Linked DNA regions of Homo sapiens: region 2 is linked to region 1. A link is an interaction called in ENCODE POLR2A ChIA-PET data of the cell type or tissue named here. Cell type or tissue: A673. All regions are shown on one strand.

Evidence for each region. ChIA-PET counts read pairs that join two places held together with the same protein. Peaks named below come from ENCODE experiments on the same cell type or tissue, not always from the same donor. Only the 100,000 strongest peaks of a DNase experiment are listed, where the experiment ranks them.
Region 2: POLR2A ChIA-PET joins it to region 1 with 11 read pairs; 3 of 35 experiments call an interaction of 5 or more read pairs at or near these places.

Annotation. Positions count from the first base shown.
Region 1 is chr10:12,778,269-12,786,268 of GRCh38, forward strand. The region is part of intron 5 of CAMK1D (calcium/calmodulin dependent protein kinase ID); the gene reads left to right. Among named protein-coding and RNA genes, the nearest start is that of MIR548Q, 57 kb to the left of the region's middle. In A673, CTCF peaks have their summits at 4,370 (motif pointing right) and 4,573; DNase peaks (open chromatin) are centred at 3,103, 4,383 and 5,333; H3K27ac peaks cover 1,581 bases.
Region 2 is chr10:12,979,192-12,987,191 of GRCh38, forward strand. The region is part of intron 2 of CCDC3 (coiled-coil domain containing 3); the gene reads right to left. Among named protein-coding and RNA genes, the nearest start is that of CCDC3, 19 kb to the right of the region's middle. In A673, no CTCF peak of the experiment used is centred here; no DNase peak of the experiment used is centred here.

The DNA.
Region 1 (8,000 bases):
TGCTTTTTCCCCAAGTATCCCAATGCACAGGGTGCCTTAGGAGGAGGCAAGAGGACTATAAGCACTTGGAACTTCACCCTTTTACATGTGGCGGCTGCCTGGATTGTACACACCCTTTGCAAGGACTGTGGCCTGTGGAGGCGGCACATCACTTCACTGATAGCAGGAGTTGGTGGGCATCCCCATCCATGTCACTGAGATGTGGGCGGCTCATAGGGCTGGCTCTGCTAACACCAACAGGTTCTGCAGTAGATTGTGGTAGATGGGCCACACAGATTCATGTGAGGCAGTGTATTTCAGAAGCAACATTAAAATACAGGTGTGAAGGCTGGGCACAGTGGCTCATGCCTATAATCCCAGCACCTTGGAAGGCCAGGGTGAGAGGATCACTGGAGTCCAGGAGTTTGAGACCAGCCTGGGCAACATAGTAAGACCCCTGTCTCTCTAAAAAAATAGTAGGTGGGTGTGGTGGCACACACCTGTAGTCCCAGCTATTCAGGAGGCTGACGCAGGAGGATCACCTGAGCCCAGGACTTTGAGGCAACGGCGAACTATAAGCACACCACTGCACTCCAGCCTGGGCAACAGAGTGAGACCCCATCTCTAAAAAAATACGGGAATGAGAGGGTTCATCAAGGGTTGGAATGACCAGGGGAAAACTCCTGGAGGACATGGATTTGGAGGAAGGGTAGGACTTGAGCAAAAGTAAGGAGAGTCACAGGTGCAGAGCAGGCAGGGGGAGCAGAGGCCCAGAGTCACGGGCTGCTTCTTGGAGGATCTGGGAGAAATGAACAGACTCACTGAGCCTCGAGAGAGGGCTGGTGGAATTGTACTTGGTGATCATTTAGGAGAAACGATGGGCCCATCTGGTGGAAAGTGGCTCCTCAGGATACCATGGTGGCTCTCAATATGGTATTGACCAAGATTGGGAATCCATTTAATTAAGTCAAGTATAACATTCCCCTTGGTCTCGGCAATAAGAGATAAAAGTCAGAGCTAAGGAAGTTAGTAAAATTATGTATATTGCCTGCTCAGCTGCATTAATTAAAATATCTGAATCACTGAACATCAGTAGGAAGTGACAGAAAACATCCGTATCAATCACGTAATTGACAAGACAGATGAGAAACTTCTATTTGGTGGAGGATGGCCTGTTTTCTATCTTTATCTTTTCTTTTTTCAAGAGACAGGGTCTCTGTCCCCCAGGCTGGAGTGCAGTGGCATGATCATAGCTCACTGCAGCCTCGATCCCCTGGGCTCAGGTGATCCTCCCACCTCAGCCTCCTGCAGAGCTGGGACTACAGGTGCACACCACCACACCTGGCTAATTTTTGAATTTTTTTGTAGAGACAGGGTCTCACTTTGTTGCTCAGGCTGGTCTTGAACTCCTGGGCTCAAGTGATCCTACTGCTTCATCCTCCCAAAGTGCTGAGATTACAGATATTAACCACTGTGCCTAGTTGAGAATTTTTTTTTTGAGCCTTATTCAGTGACAGTTCATCACCTAGCAGTATTTTATGTGGAGTGCACAACCACAGCCACACTATTCCATTACGGATGTCACTCAGAAATAAGAAGGAACATGTACAGCTGGTCCATCGTTCTGTCTAGAAGCAGACCTGCACCTTGATGCTTTAGATGGTGGCTGACTGTTATGTTCCTGAGGCTGTCGGGGAAGGAATCGTTCATTTCCTTCTGGAACTTAGTTGCCATGTTGGCTGCAAAGCCACGATAGATATCTTTGGTCTAACTCGGCCTTAACTTGCCTAAAATAGTTTAAACGTGTTTCATCTTGTTCTTCTCTAAAAGGAGATGGAGAACAGTTGGTCAACATTCTCGGTGTATTTTTTCACTGAGTTAGAGGATTGGTGTTAATTCAGGGATCACTGCACTTCTAGAAGTTGATGTGGGGCGTGGGATTATGATGAGCTCTTGGAAACCAGGGGTTCCAGCCAGCACAGTGTTGGGGCGAGGACCTCTATCCTCAAAGCCACCCAGCAGGGGACTTGAATGTAAGCGTCCTCCTCTGTCTGCCATTGATTAGATATGAAGGAGGCCTGTGCCTTTCACTTAAACTTGGGGATTCTCAGTTTCTTGTATATAAAATAAATGTGCTGGGCTAAATATCTCCTGTAAATTTTTTTTCTGGTTTTAACATTGTGTGTTTCTATAGACTTGTGAGTTGGCATCCTTTAAGTATGTAAATATCTACGTGTCAAGGATACTGGCCATCATTGTTCCTGTCTTCACTCCGTACAGCCAAGAAGAAGGATTCAGTCAATGGACCTCCCCAGCGTCTGTCTTCTGAGTGATCTCGATTCTTTTCATCTTTCCCCATAGCGCCTCTGTTCCCAGTCCTTTCGTCTTCACTCCTCGATGTGGTTGCTCCCCAACAGAGCTTGCTTTTTATTTGTTTCTCACTTAAATACCATATTTTGGTCCATGACTATAAGCATTACATCATTGTTCTCATCCTCTCCGACTGTTAGTGTCACAACAGGGTTTTATGTAACTGAGAAATTGTCATACAGGGCACAGATGAGTAGGTGGAACATCCAGATGAGAGTTTTCTCTCTTTCTCAACAGCCACTTGGTGACAGCCCACAGCGAACATTTTATCACACCGTGGGCTGCAGCCAGACCCCCGGTGTTGGAGAGGACAGGGCCCCCTAAGTGGGGAGACTTGTAGGGCCTGCTCCTCTTCGTGGACCTGACTCATCGCACGTGGGCGACGTAAACCCAGCCTGGCTTTGAGGAGCCCCATCCCACACATGGCAGTCCCACAGAGTCGCTCTGAACACAGTGTTTTTAAGGCACTTTTCTTCCTTGTGGAATTGCTTCTTTAGATACTTGATGTGGGAGGGAGGTCACGTTTTGTCGTGGTGGGAAAGAGGGGGAGGGCAGCATTGTGGAGCTCCATTTGTTCTTTGTCATGATTAAAAACCAAAACCCTGGAATGACTACGGCAGTCTTCTTAATCAGATTTCACAAGAAAGGCTTGACTTAAGTACAGAGTAGGCGTCACGCCGTGATCACACAGCAGGTAGGCCCCCATGGGAGACCCCAGAAGGGCCGCACAGCAGTGCCGTTTGTGGCCACATTGCTCTGAAATGCCTTCCTTGGCACAGTTGACTTCCTCCATCCCGCGGAGTTCCAAGGCCCTCCCACATTTCAAAAGCCCAGTGGCCCCAGCTTCTACTCCCTCCCCGTTCCTTAGCCTCACTCCTCCATGATTGGCTTTGGGAGCATTTAAACAGCAGTCCCAGCTCAGATGAGAATGGTAATTACATACCAGTATGGTGCTTTCATGGGGACTTCTCATGCCTGTGGTGAAACTCGAGGCTACTGGACAGATCAGGGTAAGCTGCTCTTTGGCGATACTTTTTTTTTTTTTTTTTTTTGAAACGGAGTCTTGCTGTGTTGCCCAGGCTGGCGTGCAGTAGCACGAGCTCAGCTCACTGCAGCCTCTGCCTCCCAGGTTCAAGCGATTCTCCTGCCTCATCCTCCCGAGAAGCTGGGATTACAAGCACGCATCACTGCACCTGGTTTTTATATTTTTAGTAGAGACAGGGTTTTACCATGTTGGCCAGGCTGGTCTCAAACTCCTGACCTCAGGTGACCCACCGGCCTCAGCTTCCCAAAGTGCTGGGATTACAGGCGTAAGCCACCATGCCTGGCCTGGTGATATGTTTTTAATTTAATTGTTTTTTTTTTTTTTTTTTTTGCCATCCTGATCTATTGCTAGAGGCAATTCATTCCTCATGAATGACAGCTCTAGGTGAAGGCTGATAGAGACCAGAGAAGGAGGCTATCCCAACAGAAAAGATCAGAGCTGTCCCAAAAGCCTTCTGCTCTTCTTCTGTGACTTTGGATGGAAGACAGACTTCAGGCAGAGAACGCTCCTGTGTTTCAGCCTGATTTTTACTTGCCAACAGTCTGGATTGCAATACTGGAAACCTGGGTGAAGCAGCAGCTGTTTATCAAGATGCTCCTGGTAAAAGTCCCTCATTGTCTTAATTTTTTCTTTTTTAATATCCCTGCTGCTGCAAATTCTGCTACTGACAGGAAGCTGACCTGACCCAGCACATTCAGTATCACCTCCTTGTCTTGATGTCATTCTTACTGAGGCCAAATTCTCTACTGAAATGTGTGTCTGGGGTTGCAACAACACGAAGCTTAATTTTATTTTTCCTGATCTTTAAGTTCTGTTTAGCATCTCTGAAAAGGCCACTGCTGGGTAGAAATGTCATCTTTCTCTCTCACTGTTTGAGAGAAATCTTCTCGTGTCTTCTCTGATACGCAGTGTCGCAAACTGTTAGAAACTTGATTACAGTTTGATTTAGTAGCTGGTGTTCCTTCCCCCACCAGCAGGGGGGGCATCGCTTCGTCCCACTTCCTGGTGGAAGTTCCTCAAGGACCGGAAGACCAGCTGTGATCTGAGCGTCTAACCCTGGACACAGATACCTACTGGCATTGTTTACAATGAGAGGCCATGTGCAACTCTTCCAAATTGAGCTCCAGTTCTTTTCCTTGCAGGCGTAACTCTAGGACACAGTGGCATGTGCCCATCAAGACAGGAAACTGAGGCATAGGCAAGGTAATGAATCCTCTAGTTTACTGTGGCACAGAGCCCAGCCTATAATCCTGTCCTCTGATTCCATGCTGGATCTGAGATAACAGACTTGTTTTTTAGAGTAAATTCAGTATTTTCAGTTTTTTTTTTTTTTGTTTTTTTTTTTTTTGAGACAGAGTCTTGCTCTGTTGCCCAGGCTAGAGTGCAGTGGTGCAATCTTGGCTCACTGCAACCTCCACCTCCTCGGTCCAAGCAGTTCTCCTGCCTCAGCCTCCAGAGTAGCTGGGACTGCAGGCATGCACCACCGCGCCTGGCTAATTTTTGTATTTTTAGTAGAGACGGGGTTTCACCATGTTGGCCAGGCTGGTCTCAAACTCCTGACCTCACGTGATCCGCCCACCTCAGCCTCCCAAAGTGCTGGGATTACAGGCGTGAGCCACTATACCCGGCCTGGTGCTGGACTGTTGGCTTTTATCTTCTGGCATCGAGGACTGCCCCTGTCCCCCAGGCTGCTCCCTCCTGATGTGTCACCGTCCTCCGCCCACTGGAGGGGTCATGTGTGAAGGACAGAGAGGAGAGGCCACACAGACTTCCATGGAGGTGAGCAAAGCACCCTGAACGTGGGCTTCCTAGGAGGCTAAGGGCTTCGCCGTTTCCTCCACCCTCTCAGCAGAAACTGCTTCTTGGCACGTCCTTGGGGCTCGGGAAAGGGAAAATTCTTTTCTACTTCAGAAGAGCATGAAGATTGATTACCACGAGCCCCACACCCACAAGACAGCTGCTGTCTTAGTTTCAGTCCCCTTGGTTACGCCTTGTTCTTCTCTCTTCTTTGGTAAGGAAAATGGGCAATTTAATTGTTTTAAAAACAAGATGAAAGGTTTCTGAAACTCTTTTTTTGTTTTTTTGAAGTCTCTCGAGTCTTTCCGTTCGCCAGGAATACTTGCTCTAAATCAATATAAAGTAGCTTGGTTCCCGCAAAGTGGAATTTTCCATAAGTGGGCTGGTGGTGAGTCTCACAGTAGTAAATCCAATTATTTTGAATTTTCTACCTAGTTTTATAAAAAGCATGAGTTAATCGTGGTCTCTGAGAAGGACCACATCTCTCCACAGGGGTCTCTGATGGCTCCTTGGACACTCTGGTGAGGCTGAGTGGTTTACATGGAGCTTAACTTTTATTTACTGGTGTAAACTTGATAAGCCGATGGGATATTGTTTTGTCAGGAATAGCAAAGAAAGCTGAGTTAATAGCACCCAAGATCTGACCAGGAGGAGGTTCTGAGAGATCGTGTAACAAAGTATTTCTTTCTGCCCTTTGCCCCTAAACCTGGTAGACCCGAACTTCCTTGGAGAAAAGGTATTTTTTTTTTTTTTTTTTGAGATGGAGTTTCACTCTTGTTGTCCAGGCTGGAGTGCAATGGCAGTCTTGGCTCACTGCAACCTCCACCTCCCAGGTTCAAGCGATTCTCTTGCCTCAGCCTCCTGAGTAGCTGGAATTACAGGCATCCACCACCGCGTCTGGCTAATTTTTGTATTTTTAGTAGAGACGGGGTTTCACCTTGTTGGTCAGGCTGGTCTCGAACTCCTGACCTCAGGTGATTCATCCTCCTTGGCCTCCCAAAGTGCTGGGATTACAGGCGTGAGCCACCGTGCCGGCCAGAGAAAAGGTATTAAAGGGAGAGCAACATGAGTGACAAGCACATTCACACACTGAGAGTTAGGGTGAATTCTGCCTCTTTTCTCCTCAAAGTTCCTGTCTGAAATCATGTGTTCATGGAAAGGTATTTAGCAAACTGCTCTTGCTTTTACCTAATACAGGTACTTGCCAATTGGCAGTTGCTTCCATTCCCAAATTCATTTGTTCCCTGCCTCTGCCCGTCCTGTGTTATTTTTTCTTGTACCTACTCACCAAAAATATTTCAGGCAGCAAAGTTGACTTGTAGCCCAGTCGTGTGGAATTTGGAAGACATTTTTCCACAGAAATAATGGTGTGTGGCGACTAGGTTGGGTTCAGTTGAATCACCAAGTGCTGACCAATCAGGACATACGGAGATGAGAGCTCTGCCCTGCCCCTCCAGCAGCGTGAAATCTGATTTGACAGTGGGATTTATGCAGCAGTAAAGGGACATTGGAGGTACAGAGGGAGTCAGAGGAGGCCATTGTGTTACAGGATTTTGATGAATGCACCTGGGAACCCAACCGTTGTGCCCAATGTGTGTCAACTGAGTACAGCCGCCCCCACGCTAACCCCACTCTCTGCAGCTCCAAAACGCTGGCTTTGGGCAAGCCTAAGGGATATCCTGAAGGCTGGACGTGCCGACTGGCTTGCATAGGTCCCTTGTAATATCTCCAGGTGGGTGGGTTTCCCTATAGCCACTGACAGAGCCCCCAGGGACTTTGCCTTGTCATTTGAGGGGATGTGCCTTCTGTTGTGTCTGGGCCAGGAGAATAGGCCCTTTCCTGCTTTGTCTGGAGGCTGGGGACATCTTACACAAGCCATGGAGCCTTTCAGTGACCGCCTGTCTTTGTTAGTAGCTCCAAATAAGCAAGAACTCAAAGCATCCCTCTTGCAGGAGGCATGGGAGCAGCAGGGAGTCCTTGTCAGGTTCCCCAATCACACGTGAATTCTGCTGCATACGATTAGAATACAATTTCTCCTTGACTAGGAAGCTCTCGGGTATCTCCAGGCAGCACTGGCCAGGAGATGGAACTGTGGCTGCATAGTTCAGAGCCCTCATCACTTTCCGAGGCCCCGGAGGGACTGTGCTGGGCACCTCCTGGGTCTGGAAACTCGTTGGTCTTCTGCAAGTTTGGAAGCTGGACGCTGTGATTTTTTGGAATTACAGCAGAGTCCTTGCCACGCGTCATAAAACTGGTAACACAACACTGGCCGGTTCGGCTGGTTCTCAGGCAGGAAAACTGGCGTCTGACAAGATCAGAGTGAGAAGTGGACTCTCCCAGGGCTATGTACCTCACCACAGCTGAAACAAGAAAATGGATGGGTTGGGGGCTATGCTAGAAAGGCCGGGTGAATTCAGCAGGTTGGTGAAACAGTGCAGCTGACTCCCGATCACAGGAGGCGAGCAGGAGAGAGAACATCCTCGTGGATCTCCACGGTTTGGCCCGGTTTGGCCACCATATCAAATTATCAGGAGAGTTTTGAAAATTGCCTGAGAATGTTATATTTTCCACGAATTTCCGTGAGATGAAAAATAGCTATTTGAAGTGATCTTGGTGGGCTTTTTCAAACAATGTTTCAAAGGACCCTTGATTCCAGCAATCACAAGTGAAATTAGAATTTAGGGTATGGGTGTGTGTGCCATTATGCAATTTTAAAAATATTTCATGTTGGTGGAAATGTCATTTCCAAATCAATTTGCTTTGTCTTGTTTGCTGGGTGACATGTCACTTCTATATTCACCCTCTGGCT
Region 2 (8,000 bases), 200 kb after region 1:
AACTTATCTTCACAGGACAAGGGCAAGACCAGACATCAACCTTCTGCCTACACTCAGAAGAATGCACCACTGACTTTTCACATGAAAGATGTAGATTTACTGAGTGTTCATCAGTAAGTGCTCGCTGCCTGCCCTCCCTTTCTTTTTTTCCCCTCCTGCTTGTTCTTTCCCTTTCAAATACAGAAGCTCCCCAAACCCTCTGTCTTTGTTTTTGGTTTTGAGACAAGGTGTCACTCCATTGCCCAGGCTGGAGTGCAGTGGCATGATCACAGCTCACTGCAGCCTCGACCTCCTTGGCTTCTCAGCCTCCAAAGTGTCTGGGACCACAGGCACACACCACCATGCCTAATTTTTATATTTTTAGTAGAGACAGGGTCTTGCTGTTGCCCATGCTCATCTCAAACTCCCGGACTCAAGTGATCCTCCTACCTTGGCCTCCCAAAGTGCTAAGATTACAAGCACGAGTCACCACACCTGGCCCCCAAAACCCTCTTTGGAAAAGCACAGGTCAAACACAGATGCTCTGGTGACTTGTGTTTTCCCTGGTGCATCCTCAAACTTTGGCTAAATAAACCGCTACTGACTGAGACACCTGCCTCAGTTGCTTTTTGGTTAATGATATGGGTTGATTTGTTCACTTCAGCTGACCTTCAGTAGGACAGTTTTGCTTTACTACAAAGCTGTGGCAAAGGGCACAGGCCTGTGCACTTTTGAAGCCCCATGCTAGTTTCTACTGATAGCCTTAATAGTTTAATCATTGAAATGATGATTATTGCATTTAAGGTCAAAAGAGCATCACTAGGCTACGTGCTAATAGTTGTAGCTATGGGTATGTCCTAATTTTCTTAGGAGATTCTTTTATGATGTTACATGAAAGGGTTCGACTAGGCAATCTCCCGGGTCCCTTTCAGTCCTGACATTCTTCATCCTGTGCCCCTGCAAAGCAAACAGACTGCCCTCAAGTACGTCGGGTGATCTCTGGGGCCCCAAGTCCCTGGAAACTGCCAAAAGCATCTGGGTTTGCTTAGACCCCTGGGGGAAGCATGGCTCTGCCAGGTGTCACAGCTGATTTAACTAAAAGAAAGATGAGAACCAGCCAGGGGAACTGAAGCTTGACAGTGTCCCTGAGGGTCTGTCCAGTGAGAGCCAAAACAGCATGGGGAAGACAGGAGGAGATCCTCTCCAGCCCAAGATTCACAGGCTGCGCTTATTCTAACCACAGCCATCAGTCCCCAGAAATGTCCCCACGGGTCTGTAAAACCTCCGTGCCAGCTGAGAAAGGGGAGAGCTGAATCTGCTGGTGTCTGTGATGGATGGGATGAGGCAGAAACACAGGGCAGACAGGGAGGAGGGGGTGGAGGAAGAAAGGCTTAGGTAAGCAAAGATAATGTCTTCTTCCCCGGAGAAGTTTGCATGAGCTAAGATGTCCTCCCGGAGAGCTCAGATAATAGCAAACTTTCTGCTTCCAACACAGAGGGGAGATAAATGATCACTTCCTATTTAAAACCACAGCTTTATGGCCATAGATCCTATGAGCCTGTCATTCTTCTTTGCCTAGACCCTGGAAAGATGGTCTACATATTCAGACCCCACGTCTGCATGGGGGCAAGACACCGAGAGAGGATTCAATGAAGCAAACAGCTACAGGGGACTTTGGAAACAGAACTCAGAATCTTCTATCTCCTAGACTGCAAGACTCTCGGCACACTTTCTCTCAAGCTCTGCTTCTAGTACTCTGGCACATTGCCATAATCATGACCCTAGCATTGGTTACTTCATGAGGCCAGAGGAAGGCTGGCTTGAGGAGTCTCTCTTTGGGGGAGAGGAGACCCTTTATGGAAGATTAGACTTTTTTTTTTTTTTAAGAGACAGGGTCTTGCTATGTTGCCCAGGCTGGTCTTGAACTCCTGGCTTCAAGCCAGCCTCCTGCTTCAGCCTTCCTAAGTGCCAGGATTACAAGTGTGAGCCACTGCATCTGGCCCAGGATTTTTTTTTTTTTTTTTTTTTTGAGATGGATTCTCACAGTTGGCCAGACAGGAGTGTGGTGGCGTGATCTTGGTTCATGGCAACTGCCGCCTCCCAGGTTCAAGTGATTCTCCTGCCTCAGCCTCCCGAGTAGGTAGAATTACAGGCACCTGCCACCACACCCAGCTAATTTTTGTATTGTATTTTTAGTGGAGACAGTGTTTCACCATATTGGCCAGGCTGGTCTCAGAACTCCTGACCTCAGGTGATCTGCCTGCCTCGGCCTCCCAAAGTGCTGGGTTTACAGGCGTGAGCCACCGTGCCCAGCCCAGGATCCTTTTGGATCCACCTAAGCATATCATATACTGAGGCTCTCTGGAGAGGCTTGGGGGATTGAAAAATAAACTTAGTTATACAAGAAAAGTGATAAAAATTCAGGAGGAAATGAGGCCAGTGAAGCCTCTTCAACCAGGCAGGGTGAGAACTTTCTCCTGCTGACTGCTGACTTTTTGGCACAGGTGCTATTACTGAGGGCATCTATGAAGTAGTCCATGGCAAGAGTCCTGTTTATTTACAAAGCTCTGACTTTAGTTACTACCAAATTCCATCCCCTATGAGTTACGATGGAGAAAGTGAGTCATAGTGATACCACATGATTATCCATGAGTTAAAAATGAGAAGTGAGCGGCTGGGCACGGTGGCTCACCCCTGTAATCCCAGCACTTTGGGAGGCTGAGACAGGCAGATCACAAGGTCGAGAAATCAAGACCATCCTGGCCAACATGGTGAAACCCTGTCTTTACTAAAAATACAAAAATTAGCTGGGCGTGGTGGCATGTGTCTGTAGTCCCAGCTACTTGGAGGCTGACGCAGGAGAATTGCTTGAACTCGGGAGGCAGAGGTTGCAGTGAGCCGAGATCATGTCACTGCACTCTAGCCTGGGAGACAGAGAGAGACTCTGTCTCAAAAAAAAAAAAAAAAAAAAAAAAAAAAAAGTGAGCTACCACCAATCAAAATCAAAAGCCATGGTCACACGCTGCAACGTGGAGGACCTTGAGGACATTAAGCTAAGTGAAATGAGCCAGTCATAGAAAGACACATACTGCATGATTCCACTTATATAAGGGATCTCAAGCACTGAAACTCACAGAAACAGAAAGAATGGTACTTGCCAGGGGCTGGAGAGGTGAGGACTTAGCTGGGGAAAGGGCAACAAAACAGAGTTTCAGTCATGCAAGATGAAAAAGTTCTAGAAATCCGCTATACGACAGCGTACACACAGTTAACAATACTGTAGATTTTGTTAAGAGTAGATTTCATATTACGTGTTTTTTACCATAATTAAAAAAAAAATCGGCCGGGTGCAGTGGCTCACACCAGTAATCCCAACACTTTGGGAGGCCGAGGTGGGTGGATCATTTGAGGTTAGGAGTTCAAGACCAGCCTGACCAACATGGTGAAATCCCATCTCTACTAAAAATACAAAAATTAGCTGGGTGTGGTGGCATGCACCTGTAATCCCAGCTACTCAGGAGGCTGAGGCAGGAGAATCACTTGAACCTAGGAGGTGGAGGTTGCAGTGACCAAGATTGCACCATTGCACTCCAGCCTGGGTGACAGAGCAAGACTCTGTCTCAAAAAAAAAAAAAAAAAAAAAAAAAAACCATACCTCTATGCAGGGCACAATGGCTCACGCCTTTAATAACAGCACTTTGGGTGGCCGAGGTGGGCAGATCACTTGAGATCAGGAGTTTGAGACCAGCCTGGCCAACATCGTGAAACCCATCTCCACTAAAAATACAAAAGTTAGCTGGGCATGGTGGCGGGTGCCTGTAATCCCAGCTGCTGAACAGGCTGAGGCACAAGAATGGCTTAAACCCGGAAGGCGGAGGTTCCAGTGAGCCAAGGTCATGCCACTACACTCCACCCTGGGTGATGGCTGTCTCAAAAAATAAATAAATAAATAAAATAGTGTATATATATATATATATATATATATATATATATATATATATATAAAATCTATAGCTCTAAAGGTTTTGGGGTAGAATTAAAAAGAATCTATAGCTATGAGTAGCTTAACAGTTGTGTCTCTAATCCATCTTAACACTGATGCAAAGAAGAATTTGAAAACAGCAGGGAGTGGTGGCTCATGCCTGTAATCCCAGCACTTTGGGAAGCTGAGGCGGGCAGATCACTTCAGGTCAGAAGTTCGAGACCAGCCTGGGCAACATGGTGAAACCTTGTCTCTACTAAAAATACAAAAATTAGCAGGGTGGTGGTGTGCATCTGCAGTCCTAGTTACTCAGGAGGCTGAGGCAGGAAGATCATTTGAGCCTGGGAGGTAGAGGTTGCAGTGAGCCAAGAGTGCACCACTGCACTCCCACCTGGCTTATGTGAGTGAAACCCTCTCTCAAGAAAAAAAAAAAACAAAAGAAAACAAAACGAAAAAAACTTTCAACATACTACAAAGGGAATGTTTACAGTCATAGCTCTAATAAAAAGAAGTGGCAAAAAAAAAAAAAAATGGGCAAAAGATATGAACATTTTACCAAAGAGGCCGGACAGATGGTAAATGTACAGATGAAAAGATGATTGACATCATTAGCCATGAGGGAAATGCAAATTAAAGCCACACTGAGGCTGGGCGCAATGACTCATGCCTGTAATCTCAGTACTTTGGGAGGCTGAGGTGGGCAGATCACTTGAGGTCAGGAGCTGGAGACCAGCCTGGCCAACATGGTAAAACCCTGTCTCTACTAAAAATACAAAAGTTAGCTGGGCATGGTGGTGCATGCCTGTAATCTCAGCTACTTGGGAGACTGAGGTGGGAGAATCACCTGACCCCGGGAGACAGAGGCTGCATTGAGCCAAGATCGTGCCACTGCACTCTAGCCTGGGTGACAGAGCAAGACTCTCTCAAAAAACAAACAAACAAACAAAAAACCCACAGTGAAAAGACAGCACACACAATGGGAGAAAATGTGTACAAATCATACATGTGATAAGGGTTTAGTATCCATAATAAACAAGGAACTATTACAACTCAACAATAAAAAGACAACCTAGTTAAAAATTGGACAAAGGACTTGAATAGACGTTTCTCCCAAAAGGACACTATGCAAATGCCCAATAAGCACCGTAAAGATGCTCGACATCATGAGTCATTAGGGAAATGCCTATCAAAACCACAATGTGATACCACTTGAGTCCCACTAGGATGACTAAAATCATTAAGATAGACAATAACAACTACTAGTGAAGACGTAAAGAAATTGCAACCCTCATACACTGCTGGTGGGCACGTAAAATGGTGCAGCTGCTTTGGAAAACAGTCTGGCTGCTCCTGCAAAGGCTAAACATAGTTACCATCTGACCCAGCAATTCCGCTCCTAGTTAGTTACACACCCATGAAAAATGAAAGCTTATATCCGTACAAAAACCTGTTCATAGCAGCATTATTTATAACAGGCAAGAGTGGAAACAAATCAAATGCCAAACTGCTGAATGAATAAACAAAATGTGATAGCACCATACCATGAAATATTATTCAGCCATAAAAAAGAACAAAGTACTGATTCATACTACAATATGAACGAAGCTTGAAAACATTATGCTAAGTGAGACTTGCCTGAGACAGACAAATCTTACACAATAGTGTAAGATTTTCTGTATATGAGACGTCCAGAGTAGGCAAAGCCATAGAGACAGAAATAGACTAGCAATTGCTGGGGCCTGGAAGAAGCAAAGAACTGAGACTGATCAGTAAAATGGATCTGGGGTTTCTTTTGGGGGTTATAAAATGTTCTGAAGTTAAAAGTGGTGACGGTTACACATATATGTGGATATACTGAAAACCACTTAATTGTACAGTTAGAGACTCAACTGTTTACGCTATTCATAGCTATAGATTTTTTTTACTCTACCCAAAAACTTTTAAAGCTATAGATTTTTTTTAAATTATGGTAAAGAACAAAAAATATGAAATCTACTCTTATCCAGGGTGAGTTTGTGGCATATAAATCGTATCTTAACTTTTTAAAAAGCAAAACCTTAAAACCATAATGAGATAGCACTGCACACCTATCAAAACAGCTAGAATAAGAAATAGTAATTACACCGAATGCTGGCAACGAGGCAGGGAACTGGATGCTTTATCCATTGCTGATAGAAATATAAATGGTACAGGACCTTTGGAAAATTAATTTCAGGGTTTCTTTTAACACTAAAAATAGACTTACCATACAACCCAGCAATGGGACTCTTGGGCATTTATAACAGAGAAGTGAAAACTTATGCCTACACAACACTCTGTACGTGAATGTTCACCGCAACTTTATTCGTAATAGCTAAAAACTGAAAGTTACCGTAATGTCTTTCAGTAGGCAACTCGTTAAGCAATCAGCGGTGCATCTACACCATGGAATACTACCCAGCAATGAAAGGGAATCCAGTAACTTGGATTAACCTCAAGGAAATTATGTTGAATGAAAAAAGACAATCTCCAAAGGCACATATAGTATGATTATATGTACATAACACCTGAAATAACATTATAGATATGGAGAAAAGATTAAGGGTTGCCAGAGTTTAGGGATAGGTGAGGGGAAGGGTAGCTTAAAAGGGGTAGCAGGAAGAAGCCACTTGGTGATGGGACAGTTCTGTATCTTAATTGTGGTGGGGTTACCAAAAGACACACGTGATAAAATTGCATCGAGTTTTTTATTTGTTTGTTTTGGGACGGAGTTTTGCTCTGTCGCCCAGGCTGGAGTGCAGTGGCGCGATCTCGGCTCACTGCAAGCTCCGCCTCCCGGGTTCACGCCATTCTCCTGCCTCAGTCTCCTGAGTAGCTGGGACTACAGGCGCCCGCCACCACGCCCAGTTAACTTTTTTTGTATTTTTTAGTAGAGACAGGATTACAGGCGTGAGCCACCGTGCCTGGCCTCGAGTTTTACACATGTACATAAATGACTGCCTGTGTAACTATCAGGTTGGTGCAAAAAGTAATTGCAGTTTTTTGCCATTTTTGCCATTAAAAGTAATTACTTTTGTACATTTTACAGTAAGATACATGTAATAAACTTGCACAGAGTTTTACACATGTACACAAATGAGTGCCTGTGTAATGACTGAATACTAACATCTGAATAAACTCTGCAGATTTCATCAGTGTCATTGCCTGGTTTTGATATTGCACTACAGTTATACAACATATTAACAGTAGGGGACAAGGGGTGAGGGGTGCCTGGGACCCGTCTGTACATTTCTTTGCAACTGCCTGTGAATCTAAGATTATTCCAAAATAAAATGAATTTTTTAAAAAAGTAATCCCTGTAGGCCGGGCACAGTGGTTCACGCCTGTAATCCCAGCACTTTGGGAGGCCAAGGCGGGCGGATCACAAGGTCAGGAGATGGAAACCACTCTAGCTAACATGGTGAAACCCCATCTCCACTAAAAATACAAAAAATTAGCTGGGCGTGGTGGCGGACGCCTGTAGTCCCAGCTACTCGGGAGGCTGAGGCAGGAGAATGGCGTGACGCGGGAGGCGGAGCTTGCAGTGAGCCGAGATCGTGCCACTGCACCCCAGCCTGGGCGGCAGAGCGAGACTCCGTCTCAAAAAAAAAAAACAAAAAAACAAAAACAAAAACAAAAAAGTAATCCCTGTAAAATAGGAAACTAAAAATGTAACAATAATATAGCATTTGTCCCTGTTTAAGAGTAATAACTGTTTCAATAAAACTTTCATTTGATGGCAAAACAAAAAAGAAAGAAATGATACACCACACACAGTATAGTCACAAATCCTGACCCCTCCTTGCTGGAGGGCAATCTTCTTCGAGTGTGAACTGCCTACACTCAAAAACAAGCCAGGAACTCCCAGTGTGGGTCCACTGACCCGTGCACCCTCATCGGCCCTCCATTCCCTGGTATGCAGCCCTGTCCTCTGCTGTGTGCTGGCTCACCCCAGCGCCTGCACACATCCCTCCCCTGTCTAAATTCATCGTCTCTCACCTCCACCAAATCCTCCCATTTC